Regions from separate parts of the Mus musculus genome. Here region 1 is linked to region 2. The links are chromatin contacts, found by Hi-C in ENCODE. All regions are on one chromosome and are shown on one strand. Each heading gives the region's core, a stretch centred on a gene start or an enhancer-like site at or near the end of the contact. The rest is flanking DNA. Distances are from core to core; before and after follow the strand shown. Region 1 holds the start of Wfdc18 (WAP four-disulfide core domain 18). Region 2 holds the start of Efcab9 (EF-hand calcium binding domain 9).

Region 1 (6,659 bases), core at 2,304-4,803, about 51 Mb before region 2:
ACACTTGGGAGTCAGAACTGCCATTTAGCAAGACTTCTGGAGGAAACGGGCCTAGTGAATCAGAGAGAACAAGACGTAGAACAAATATTCTAGGGGGAACTACATAGAAGGAGACATAGGCCACTAAGTTATAAGGTAAGACATGTGAGGCAGAGGAGAAGTTTTCTGATAGAGTCAGACAGAGGACACCAAACTTCAGCAATGTTAAGGGATCTAGGAAAGATAGCAGACACTAAAAGTTTCCTGGTGAGATTCTACCCTGGAAAGTAGGGTTGCTTTCTCTTTTCTTTTTTCTTTTTATCACTGATCCTTTACACAAATCCTCCATAAGCCCTAAACAACGCTGAGAGAACCAGACAATCAAACCTGGACGGGACTTGCATGCCATCCAGTAAGGTCAGGGGAAGGCCTAAGCACCCCAGACACTAGTGCTGAACTGGTGAAACTGGCCCCAAATTGCTAAAGATATTTTAGTTAAGTTCTAATTCCCAATGCACACAGGAACTGGTGTTTCTAATTCATGCTTCTTAAAAGTTTGAAAAATTATTTTAAGTAGATGTATTGTGTTGGGGTGGTAAAAGGTGCACATGGGGGCAGGTGACTCAGGAGGTTACAGGTATCAGATCCTCCTGGAGCTGGGGTTAAGGGAAGTTCTAAGCCATCCGATATGGATGCTAGGAACTGAACTCAGGTCGTCTGGAAGAGCAGCATGAAGTATTAACCCCTGATCCAACTCTCCAGGCTCTTACTTTATGCTCAAAAGAGCGCACAGGTCTAGTTCCCTAGCCTCTTAACTCAAGCTAAAAAGAACCAATACCCCAAAGGTCATTATTGTACTCCTGATTTAGCTATCTAATCCTTCAGGATGTTGTATTGCCTCAGAATATAGAGTTACCGGGCCCTTCCTGCTGCTCCTGCGTCATAACCTAGTAAATAAATGCAGCTCCAGCAGGCCTGCTCTGTGAAACATGCTCAGTTCATTTTGATTGCTTGATAAGACTTACTTCTGCCCCCAGAATATATTCTCGTGGCCTCTGTCTTGTCTGTAAATACAGACATGGCAGGGGAAGAGGAATTACTTGGGAGGACCTTGTCTACAATGTACTGAGATTCTAAGGGCTCTGTCTGTGTTTATGGACCCTCTGGAGGCTGCAGGGATGGCTCTTGTGAATAAAATAGTCAATATGATACACAAATAAGAACTCTTCAACAGGAAGGATGCTAAGGATAGTTTATTTTAGACACAAACACGTTAGGAAGCTGTCACCACAGTATAGATCTTCCTCTTCCAAGGATGCAATTCTAGGTCTAAGGAGGAGCCAAGCATGGGGTCTGTAGGTTCAAAAAAATCTTCTGGGGCTAGCCATCAGTCCTGCTTATAAAGATCCATCTTCCACATGGCTGTAAGACATTTACAATATAGATTTGATCATGACAGTTCCTCGGTTTATAAACCTTGAGTTGTTCAGCCCTCACTTTCAGCTGGCTAGTTCATTGCTGATTGGATGTAGGCTTCTTGTAGAGTCTCCCACCTAGACACCAGAGCTTTCTGTTTTAATCATGCTCCAAATGTTCAAGGAGGCCCACATTTCTCCCACCGTCTGATCCTGCCTCCCTTGTCTGCTAGGCTTTGCGTGTCCTAACTTCAGCTTCTCCTAGTTGAACTCCACTCTGAATTCTTCCCAGGCAAAGCTAGTCACCACTGTTAGAACTTACTAGAAAGTTGTGCAGAGTTCACACTGACACACAAACTGTTTCCACAGTCTAGTTATATTGACCTTTGAATCTCCATTGTAACACATGCCTGCCTGACTTGAAGGTGTTCAGTAAATAAGTGTTGCCATTAATCTCATTGACTTCTCCCTCCCAAGAACACTTGTTTTCCTCAGAGAGTCAACCCTCTTTGGCTGGGGTGGAAAAGAGTGAGGAGTCCCAGTTTATGACCATGTGGATCTAAGTTGTGGTGGCTTGTGTCACTTTAGTCATGGTGGAACCGTCTTTGCAGTGTAGAGGATACAGATCATGTAACCTGGTGTCCTCCTTCCTTCTTCTTCCAGTTCCTTTCTCTTGCACACATCCAGACTCTTGTGTGCAGCTAGTGGACAAAGACCATGGGGCTGTCCAAGGAAAGTCCCCTGGAAACTGACCCAGTCCCTTGGACATACCATGACAGGATGTTGTAGTACGGAAAATAATGGCCCTTGTAGCTTTATATATTTGAATAATAGGTTCACAGGTTTTGGCACTTTGGAAATATATGTTGGGAGGTATGGATTTGTTGGAGGAATTGTATCTCAGGGCACAGGCTGGGAGGTTTCAGAGACTCACATCCTTCCCAGTTATCTCACTCTCTTCCTCAGGATTGCTTCTGAAGATGTAAGCCTGCCATCAATGCTCCAGTCCCGTGCATACCTGTCTGCTGCCCTGCTTTCCACCATGAAAGTCATGGACTCACTCTCTGAAATTGTAAACCCCCAATAAATCTTCTTTTATAAGTTTCCTAGGACATTGTGCCTCATCACAACAATAGAAAAGTAAGAAGTAGGACTATACTCACTTAAAAGACAGGAGGTTTGCAGGCATGACCACAGCCATTGCTGCAGCACTTCATGTTGCCAGAGCACGATCCATCTCCTGTGCATCGTTCATCACAAGTTCCAAAACTGCGTGGGGGCGGCTTAGGACAAGCGCCAGGTTTTTCTAATTTTGAAACATACAATGGTGTTTATAGAGCCTGACACAGTCAGAAAGGCAAGGTTGAGAATTGATGCTGGATATCTGAAGGCTCATCACCTGCAGGAGACTGGCATACTCTGTACCCTCCTCTGCACCACAGGGCACTTCCCTCAGCTTCACCAGCTCCTGTCCCACACTTAAGCCCAGCTGTTGATTCCTGCCCTTGGGAGAGTGTTCTGCCCTTCCACAGCCTATGCAGTCTCAGTAGAAAGAAACTTCCCTCATCACAGCGCCTTCTTTACACCTTAGAAGATTCCATAAAATCTCTAGTGACAGTCACACATCTCTCATCACTGCAGACCCATGGTTGATCACTCAGCATGTACTTTCACAAGTCTCAAATGCAAGGCACATCTCCAAACTAGGGCAGGTGCCCTGATCTCTGTGCCAGCTTCTGTCAGATAGATTTTCCTCTGTCTGCCTGTCCGTCTGTCTGTCTGTGTCTGTGTCTGTGTCTGTCTCTCTCTTTCTCCAAGAAATGTAGAGAAGTCACTATTATAGCCCCAAAGGAGCAAATTTGATTCAGTGTGTACATGGCTCTCCCCCTGTGTTAGCTCATCCCCAGGTCCTAGTGGGTTTTGAGCCCTCTGTTTTCAGCTTGGATCCCCTTAACACACTTACCTTTGGGGTTAGACAGAGCCCAGGCAGTAGTCATTGTCATGAAAATCAAAGCTACCAGAACAAAGACTGTGGCTGTCTTCATGTTGGCTCTGACTGGGTTGAACTCACGAAGCAATTTATACCCTCAGTAAATGTAGAAGCATGGGTGTGGGAGGAGGCAGTCAATCAGGAAATATAGAAAAAACAGCTTTCCAGTGGCGTATGCTGAGAACTTGACTCTTTTTATATTTCATATCTGACTTGTCTCTAGTTACAATTAGAGTATTGTTCCTAGGTTGGTTCAAATAATAACCAGGAAAAAGTCAGGAACACAGTTTAGCATTGTGTCCCTCTTTACATCACTGCTTGGCTCTTGGATGAGCGATGATCTCATATTCATACAAGGAAGTATTTAGTTCTGTGTATACCAGCATCTTGGAATATGAGCTGAAGCAGAGACTCTCAGTGAGGAGTGTCAGGGCGTACCTGAAGCTTCCTGGACATCCAGTTACATAAAGAGAGAGATGGTGATTTTATCCTTTGGGGCTTTATAGATGATACCTAAACACTGTGGAATATGGACCCCTCTTATGTGCAGAATAGGTAATGAAGTCACTCCCGGAAGAGATGGATACTCAGAGACTTCAAACTGATTGGGGTCGGTTGAAAATAAAGAGTCAGGTTCCAGTATGATGGCTGGTTCTTTGACCAGTGCTTTTCTGTAAGTCAGGTCTTCATACAGAAGGCTACATACTTGAGCAGTGGAAGGATGAGAGCCATAGGAGAGCATGCAGAATCTCTTGTCCCCAGCAGAGAGCTTGCCTACTTTGCTCTCCAGACTATAGACTCAGAGACAGAGCTGTAGTTGCACAGTCCAAGAGCTGTGGGAATGCCCTACACACCATGGGCTGACTTTGGAATGTCTTCTTTCTGTATGGTTCCTTCTCAGAGGTTGAGGGGGTTTGTTTGGTTACATGCTTTGTTCCATGTGTGTCCAGTCCTTCCATCATGTTGAGGAGACATTCCTGGGTATCTGTAACTTTCCCCTTCTGTTGTGTGGATGTCATGTCAAAACATAGGCAAACAAAACAAAACCCCTTCTATTTGTTTTTAATGCCATGTTTTTGGAATAACCATAAACTCACAACAGCAGTGTTGTGGGGTTTTGATTGTTGTTTGCTTGCTTGCTTGTTTTTTGTTTTTTTTGGCTTTTGTTGTTTGTTTTTTGTTTGTTGTGACAGAGTTTTTCTCTATTGCCCTGGATTTCCTGGAACTGGCTCTGTAGACCAGGCTTGCCTCAACCATAGAGATCCACCTGCCTGTGCCTCACTAGCTCTGGGATTAAAGGTATACACAATTACCAATTAGCTTAAGACACAGCAGTCGTAAGGAAACAACTGGTCAGACAGTTTTGCTTTCTTTGGCAACTTTGGCCAAGAAAACACAGCTTTTTCTATTTCAACCCTAATTATTACTGCTAACTCTTGGATCACATACTACATAACAAACTGTAAATGTGTCTCTCTGTGTTGTGTGTGTGTGTGTGTGTGTGTGTGTGTGTGTGTGTGTGTGTGCTACAAAAAGGGCTGTAAAAGACTAACAGGCCACAGAAGCATTCAAGAAGTTTCAGAGTCCTGAGAAGCAGAGATACAGAGAAATGTAAGAAGAATCTAGATTGATGATCTAATGAACCAGAGTTTAGTGGAGAAGCTGGAGAAACTGTGATGGCTGCAAGTGAGGCTACTTCATGTCATCATCTTGAAAGCAAAGCTGTCCAGTTGTTGAGTTAAACTGCAGAAGCAAAGAGCAGAACCAGGCCTGGATGAAGGAACTGGAGGACAGATGGATGGCAGGTCCAGATGCGTGAGCAAGAATAAAGACAGACAATGAGGCTACACAGAAGGTGACATAGATCATCACAAACAATGTCAGCTATGAGAGACAGAGGAACAGTGTTGTGATAGAGACAGATATGGGACACCTTAGGCTTGTAGATGAAGTGGAGAGATCAAGAAAATATAACAGATGCTAAACATGTCCTGGAGAGATTCTCCTCTGAACAGAGGGCTTGCCTTTTCATCGCTGATCCTCTGCAGCATCCTTCATGAACCCCAACAATTCAGAGAGAAGCAGCAGTCAAGCCTGGACATGGCTTGCACCCCATCCAGTAAAGCCAGGGGATGAAGAAAACCACCTCACAGATCTCAATACTGCTCTTGTAGGATAGGAATGGGCCCAAAATCCCTGGTAGCATTTCAGGTGAGTTCTATCTTCCAATAGACAGGAAGTCAGATTTTTAAATGTACCACTCTCAAATGTTTAAACATTATTTTAAATCATGTTCATGTGTAGTGAGGTGTGTTGGTATACCTGCACTGGATGCAGGAGTCTGAGGAGACCAAAGGTGTTAAATCCCACCTGGATCTGGAGTAACAGTAAGTTCTGGACACCTCTCGGGGACTCTTGGAACTGTGCTGAGGTTCTCTGGAAGAGCAGTATGTGCTATTACCACTGATACAGCTCTCCAGCCTCCTAACTCCTGCTAAGAAGAACCCATACCCCAGAGGTCATGCTTGTGCCTAGGAGTTTGATATCCACTGCTGCAGGATGTTGTATTGCTTTACAATAGAGAGTTCCTTAGCCCCTCCTGCTTGTCCTGTATTATCATCCATTAAATAAATGCAGTTCCAGCAGGTCTGCTCTATGAGCCATAATCAGTTCATTTTGTTTGCTTGACTAGACTTATGTTTGAGAATGCCCCCAGAAAACATTCTTATGTCCTCTGCCTTGTTTCTACATATGAACAAGGTAGGGGGAGAGGAATTAACTTGGAGGACCTTGTCGTGGGACTGCTCGGATCCTGAGGCCCAGTGTTCAAGGGAGGCTGCAGGGATGGCGCCGCTGATTAGAAGAGTCAATGGGATGGGAAAATAAGAACTGTACAACAAGAAGAATGCTAAGGGTAGTTTATTTTGGACACAGACATATTAGGGCATTGTCACCACAATATAGATCTTCCTTGTCCAAGAATGCAATTCTAGGGCTAGGAAGTAGCCAAGCACAGGCTCTGTGAATTCAGAAGAAATCTTCTGGGGCTGGCCATCATTCATGTTTATGAAGATTGAATCCATCTTCCACATGGCTGTCAACCATCTACAATGCAGATTTGATTATGCCATTTCCTTTGCTAAGAAACCTCTAGTTGTTCAGCCCTTACTCTCTGCTTGGCAGCTCAATGCTGATTGGATGTGGGCTTGTTTTAGAATGTCCAACCGAGATACCACATTTAACTGGAACAATAAATCCCCGAACTCTCAACTAGG
Region 2 (6,749 bases), core at 3,342-5,841:
GTACATCTGTCACTCGGTTGAGCGGGACCTGCTGAAGTCTGTGCAGCTATACCGGGTGGACAGAGGGTCAGAATGCGCTAACCATTTCCAGGAGTTCCAAAAGAAAACAAAGTAAGGATAAAAATGGAAAGGTCCGTTAAAAATGTCCTGCTACATGAAAGAAGCCAGACCCAAAGATCGCACGAGGTATGACTGCATTTTTATGACCGGTCCAGAAAAGGCAACGCTGTGGAGTTGCTCCCAGACACGGGGACTGACTGGAAAGAGCCATGAGGAATCTCACTCTGGTGGTGAAAATGCTGGGTCTCAGTGGCAGGGGGTGGGGGTGGGGGCGTAAAGGGACAGTTCCACAACTCCGGAAACTTGCCCCAAATCACGAGTGACTTTTGTTTTGTAAGGTGTTTGGGTGGGGGGCGTGTAACTTATGTAGCTGGAGTTAAAAGGAGGCTCAACAGAACCAAAGCTGCTTTGAAACTTCTGTTAAATCGGGGTTTCTTTCCTCAACTGTCTCTGGCTACAGAGCCTCACACTAATCTAGTGAATGAAGGGCTGTGCCTTCCCCCCACCCTACTTTCTGGAACAACTTAAAATAGAAATTAGTAAGATCAAGCTGGGCATGGTGGCGCATGCCTTTAATCCCAGCATTTGGGAGGCAGAGGCAGGCGGATTTCTGAGTTTGAGGCCAGCCTGGTCTACAAAGTGAGTTCCAGGACAGCCAGAACTACACAGAGAAACCCTGCCTCAAAACAAAACAAAACAAAACAAAAAACCAAAAAACCACCACCAACAACAACAACAACAAAAAAAAACACCACCACCACCAAAAAAGAGTAAGATCGATAAATAGTGCCTTTGATGTGTTTATCTCAATGAAAGAGTCTAAGTTTGCAGTTTTATTACAGCCTTTCAGTGTCTTTGAGATGCTGACCACTTTTTTGTGTTATTGGATTTGGCAGGAGTGGAAGGGGAGCGATATTTTGTTTGAGACAGGGTTACTCTATGTAGTCCTGGCTGTCCTGTTACTTGAGGCTGGCCTCACAGAACTCCTCCTGCCCCTGCCTCCCTAATGCTGGGAATTAAAGGTCAAATTGGGGCCCTACAGCATCTTCCTACCATTCTGTTCTTTCCTTGGCCATTAAAAAACAATAAATTTCCTGTCTTTTTGCATCTAGGAATTTTATTGTTTATTTCTGTGTGAGTGTGTGTGTTTTTTCCAGTGTATGGGTTCACATGTTGAGGTCTGAGGACCACTTACAGAAATTGGTTCATTCCTGCCACCATGTGGGTCCTCAGGATTAACTCAGAATTATTAACTCAGACCTCCAGGCTCTGCTGAGCCACCTCACTTTTTAAACATGTTATCTTTGTGTACTATTGATGTGATCTGGGCTGCTTTTATGTTTATATGAGTATGGTGTTTCCCTGCTACTGAGGGTTGAGCCCAGGTTCTTGTACAGAGGAAACATGCTCTGTGATGGAACTACACCCCCAAGGTGAGCCAAAGTTTTTAACTTAAAAAAGTTTTTCCCCTCGCCTGGCGATGGTGGCGTATGCCTTTGATCCCAGCACTTGGGAGGCAGAGGCAGGCAGATTTCTGAGTTCAAGGCCAGCCTGGTCTACAAAGTGAATTCCAGGACAACCAGGGCTATACAGAGAAACCCTGTCTCGAACACCCCCCCCCCCCAAAAAAAAATCAACTTAAAGTGCTGGAGTGATGTCTCCTCAATGGTTGCTCTTCCAGAGGAAGATTCAATTCCCAGTACCCAGGTGGCAGTGCAAGGTCATCTGTCACTCCAGTTTCATGTGACCTGAAGCCCTCTTCTGACCTTCCAAGGCACTGCATGAGGGTAGTGCACAGAAATACATGCAAGCAAAAACACTTAAGGGGGGAAAATTCAATTTAGGGCAGGCATGGTGGCACATATCTTTGATCCCAGCATTCAGGAACCAGAGGCAAGTGACTCTCTGAGTTCAAGGCCAACCTGCCCTATATATCAACTTCCAGACCAGCCAGAGTTACATAGTGAAAGCCTGTCTCAAAAGAACACGAATCAAGTTCTTTGAGGTTTCATTTCTATCAGCAGGAATGTTCTCCCTTAAGATTCTCTGTTAGGGAGTTTTGCCAGGACTGGGTTGTCCCACAGTCAGGATAGAGAAACATCTCCATTGCCTCTCCAGGCAACTCCCATACCCTCTCCTTTCAAATTTATCTTTCCAGCGCTGGAGATTAATGCCAGACCCTTGCTCATGCTAGGCAAGTGCTCAGCCACGAACCACACAGTGGCTTGTGCTTAGCTTCTTTTAACTCAACACATTTCTGATATTCATCATGTTGAATGAATCCATGGCTCGCCCATATTCTACATTAATACACTGTCCATCAACCATTGAGGGACAGACAGCTGGGTTTGGGATTTATCCATTTGGTTATTATGAATAAAGCTGACATATGGAAATGATGGAGTTGAGGACATCTGACCTCAAAATTCGTCACTTTCTTGCCCTTCATTCAATGGGTCCCCATCTCCTTCCTCTATCTGAGCAAAGGCACAGAGATGCTAAGAATCAACTGAAATCCTTTCTGACCTCCTGCCACACTTTCCTACAGATGACTTTCCATTCTTCACCAAGCCTAAGGCCAAAGGATCTGTCTCACAAGACTACTTCACTCTTGGCACACACAAGTCATAAGTTCAGGGTGTTGTCTGGTGTTTTAACCAATCAGTAATAACATCAGAGGGCCCCATGATTTATAAGGTTAGATAGAACAGTGTGTATGCACACATCTATGTGTACATCTATGTGCATATGTATGCATACAGATAACCATATACAAAAGGAGTGTTGTGAGCTGGAGAAGGCCCACAGCCATGGTGCACACACCTGTGTATATACACTTTCACACCATAACCAATAAAGTTTTAAAACACAAAGTATAAGAAAAAGAAACCTACAAGTTTGAGAGATGAAATGGCTTATGAAGCATAATGGGTCCTGATTGAAATAGTCAGTCAGCTCTTTAGATGTCGGTCTCCCCCCCCCCATTTTTGTTGTTGTTCTCTCTCTCTCTCTCTTTTTTTTTTTTTTTTTTTTTTTTTTTTTTGCTTTTTCGAGACAGGGTTTCTCTGTATAGCCCTGGCTGTCCTGGAACTCACTTTGTAGACCAGGCTGGCTTCGAACTCAGAAATCCACCTGCCTCTGCCTCCTGAGTGCTGGGATTAAAGGCGTGAGCCACCACCACCTGGCTTGTTGTTGTTGCTTTCAAGAACAGGATTCTCTGTGTAGGATTCAAGAACAGGATTCCTGGCTGTCCCTGGAAATCAATTTGTAGGTTGGCCTTGAACTCACAAGGATCCTCCTGCCTCTGCTTCCTGAGTGCTGGGATTAAAGGCATATTCTATCATGCCAGTGCTCTTCAGAATTCTCAGAAACAGTTATGGACACTGAATGCTGATGTGGTTTTTAGGGTGTTAGAGATGACTACCTGCCGTGTGGGGTGATAACGGTGAAGACTCATGCTTTTTAGAATATGCACTCAAACATATGCCCAGAGGCTGTTTTGTTTGAAACTTGCTTCCAAATGACCCAGGAACCCTGATGGGTGGAATGAATGTCCATGAGCAGGGACTGTTCTGAACCGGTCACTGTTGACCTGAGTGACTGATGTACAAGAAGCTTGAGCTCCTAACCAGTTTGCCTCTGGACAGGCCTGAAACCATCCACTGTGAAAAAACAGAGGGAAATGCTGATATCGTTACGCAGGCATTCTGCATTGACTTCTGGCTCACTACACTTTGGCCTTTTGAAAATTCTTTCTTGAGGGCTGGAGAAATGGCTCAATGGTTAAGAGCACTGAATGTTCTTCAGAGCACTGACTGCTCTTCCAGAGGTCCCGAGTTTAATTTCCAGCAACCACATGGTAGTTCATAACCATCTGTAATGGGATCCCATGCCCTCTTCTGGTGTGTCTGAAGACAGCTGCAGTGTGCTCATATAAATACAATAAATAAAATCTTTTAAAAATAACATTCCTTCTCGAGCTGAGCATAGTTGCATATGCCTTTAGTCCCAGCACTGGAGAGGCAGAGGCAAGCGAATCTCTGTGAGTTCAAGCCCAGCCTGGTCTACATAGTGAGTTCCAGGTGGGCCAGGATATTGATTGTGGGACAATATCTTTCTCTCCATATACATATATAATCAAATGTAGGGAATGAACATTCTGCTATATATATGGATATTATATAATTTTAACATTTATATAACATGCATTTCTTCTCTTTGGCTTTGTATTAGTATACTTGTTTCAGGATCTTTCTGTGCACGTGAGTCTCCATTTTTCTTCCTAATGAGCACACCGTTTAGCATGGCTCCCCAAGCTGCTGTGGCACTCAGCTCAAGTGCATCCTTCTTGTCTGGGCATCCTGTGATTAGAATGGCTGCTGTAGAGGAAGAGAAAAATGCCATAAGAAGTCAGGAAAGACCCACAGTGAAGCTGGAGAGTGGTGACAAGCCATTCCATTCACCCTTATTGTCCCCTCCAGTTCTGCCAGGTCATCTTGGGGACCCTGTCCAACATTCTAGTTCTGAGGCAGAATTCTCCATTCTGTATCAGGTTGCCAGAGCCTCCGGCTGAAAGCTGCCGCCATGAAACTGACTCCGGGGTGTTTTCTGTGGTACCTTTACATGGACAAAATCTACTGCTTACTGTCTTTGAGAAACGTGAAAGCCTTGATGGTGTACTTTCATCTTCTGGATGTGCACCACAGGAACACCTTGAATGGTCAGTCCCCCCACCCCACCCCTGCCCCCTACCCCCACCCACCCCACACTGAACCCAGAACCATCTCCTTAACTTTTATTTCATCTTGTGGAGGAAGCTCAGAGAGAACTGCAGAAGGAGACCGATGGCAGTTCGGTGTAGAGGATTACCTCAGGCTGTGTGTTCAGGCTGGGCTCTACCCACAGTTCCTTGGTGATTCAATGAGAATGTCATCTCCTCCTTGAGGCCCAATTTCTTCTACCCTCTCGTGTTCTCCCACCTGTCATCTCCCTCCTCCTCCGAGGGTCCTTTTCCACATTCATGTCATTTGGTTTGTTTGTTTGAGATCCACTGATTTTAACCAGATTCATCTGTGCTACTTGGGAGTTCCCCAAAATACTGCCCATCAGCTCTGTAACTGAGTCCATAAACTAACAGAAGGCCAGACTCAAACACCCTGGGTTCTTTCTGAGCCTTGGTTTAAATAAGATTTCTAGACCAATGCAACACCCAAACCCTCTGTAAAGAGTTTTGAGTCCATTCGTCAGTAACCAGGGAGAGGCTGTAGCTCAGCAGTAGACAGCTTTGACCCAGGTCCCAGTAATGAAAAGAATGGAAGAAACCTGAATGGAAGACACCTTTTCCTCACAAGTGTTGAGCCTGCTTTCCTCTGTGTGTACAGATTGGCACGGGATGGGAGACCACTCTTTCCTGGCCCAGAGAAAGGCAGTTTCAGGCACCAAGCTATCCCTCAGAAAACTGAGCCACACTGTCTCCTTAGGGCATTTGTGGAACAGAGTCTCATCTCCCTAGTAACCACACAATTCCCCGACGACACAATATCCAGAAGGTCCACACCTGCTGTCTGATCACCAAGGGTAGGGACAGTGACCTGAGCGAGAGACAGCACAGCTTTACGGTTTTGCTTCCTGGGAAAGCAGCTTTAGGCATTGGGGATTTGGGTGTCCAGAGTCATCTTACTGCAAAACAGCACTGATTCCATAGGTACAAGTTCCCCCAGGACATGTCTCCAGGAGCACCCTGGCACCTGTGTGTATACAGTATGTTGCTCTGAGTGTTCACACCTGGTGGACCACACAGGACATTGTGACCATAGACTCACTGTGCCCCTGCCTGCTTCCAACTGAGATTCCAAATGACAGAGATGACATTTGTGTCTTACATACTCAGCAGAGCCCAGAGGTAGCTTTTGGTTATTTTGTTGTTGTTGTTGTTTTGCTTTGTTTTGTTTTTATGTGCATGTTTGGCCGCATGTATGTCTGTATACCACTTTTATGCCTTGTACCCATGGAGGCCAGAAAAGGGTAGGGTCTGACTCTATAAGCCATTAGAGTTGGGCTTGCGCCAATGGCAATCCTTCTGCCTCAGCCTTCTGGGTGCTGAGATTTTTTGGCAGGAGCCACTGCACCCAGGTCTCCAGATAACCTTGATAATGAAGATTCGAGGGGAAGATGGGCGGGATAGCCACATGGTTGAGACCAGCTGAGTCTTCACTTAGTGAGCTCCAGGTCAGCTGTCAATAAGATTCTGTATCAACTACAAAACTAAAGGATAGAGGAGAAACCACACAGAAAGTCACACTTGAAAATCCCAAAGCCAGGCAGTAGTGGTGCACGCCTTTAGTTCCAGCACTTGGGAGGCAGAGGCAGGCAAATTTCTGAGTTCGAGGCCAGCATGGTCTACAGAGTGAGTTCCAGGACAGCCGGGGCTACACAGAGAAACCCTGTCTCAAAAAACAAACAAACAAAAACAAAAAACAAAAAACAAACAAACAAACAAAAACACAAAAAAAAAAACAAAACAAAAAAACCCAACAAAAAAAAAGCAAAAACAAATGAAAAGAAAGGAAAAGTCCTGTTCTGAAAGTTACAGTTCTTTCCTCGGCTATGTATCTGGTTGAGTATGTGTTAACTAATAATGCACAAAAGAGGCAGCTTTATTTTAGTAGTGTACAGTCCACTAGGCTGAC

The links. A loop is a pair of places that touch in the nucleus more often than their neighbours do.
Region 1: a loop to region 2 is called in a map of T-helper 1 cell, with 46 times the contacts of the local background. The contact joins the promoter of Wfdc18 here to the promoter of Efcab9 in region 2. A Hi-C loop is called at or near these places in 2 of 37 maps with a recorded cell type or tissue (T-helper 1 cell and T-helper 17 cell).

Annotation. Positions count from the first base shown.
Region 1 is chr11:83,705,898-83,712,556 of GRCm38, reverse strand. Wfdc18 (WAP four-disulfide core domain 18) reads right to left here and starts at 3,553. Exons shown (of 3, transcript NM_007969.4): 1 at 3,358-3,553; 2 at 2,558-2,700; 3 at 1,197-1,401. The coding sequence starts at 3,439. The coding sequence ends at 2,558. It overlaps Wfdc17 (WAP four-disulfide core domain 17), which reads right to left. Exons shown (of 3, transcript NM_001081957.1): 3 at 6,288-6,489.
Region 2 is chr11:32,525,416-32,532,164 of GRCm38, reverse strand. It overlaps Efcab9 (EF-hand calcium binding domain 9), which reads left to right and starts at 4,591. Exons shown (of 4, transcript NM_027031.3): 1 at 4,591-4,780. The coding sequence starts at 4,645.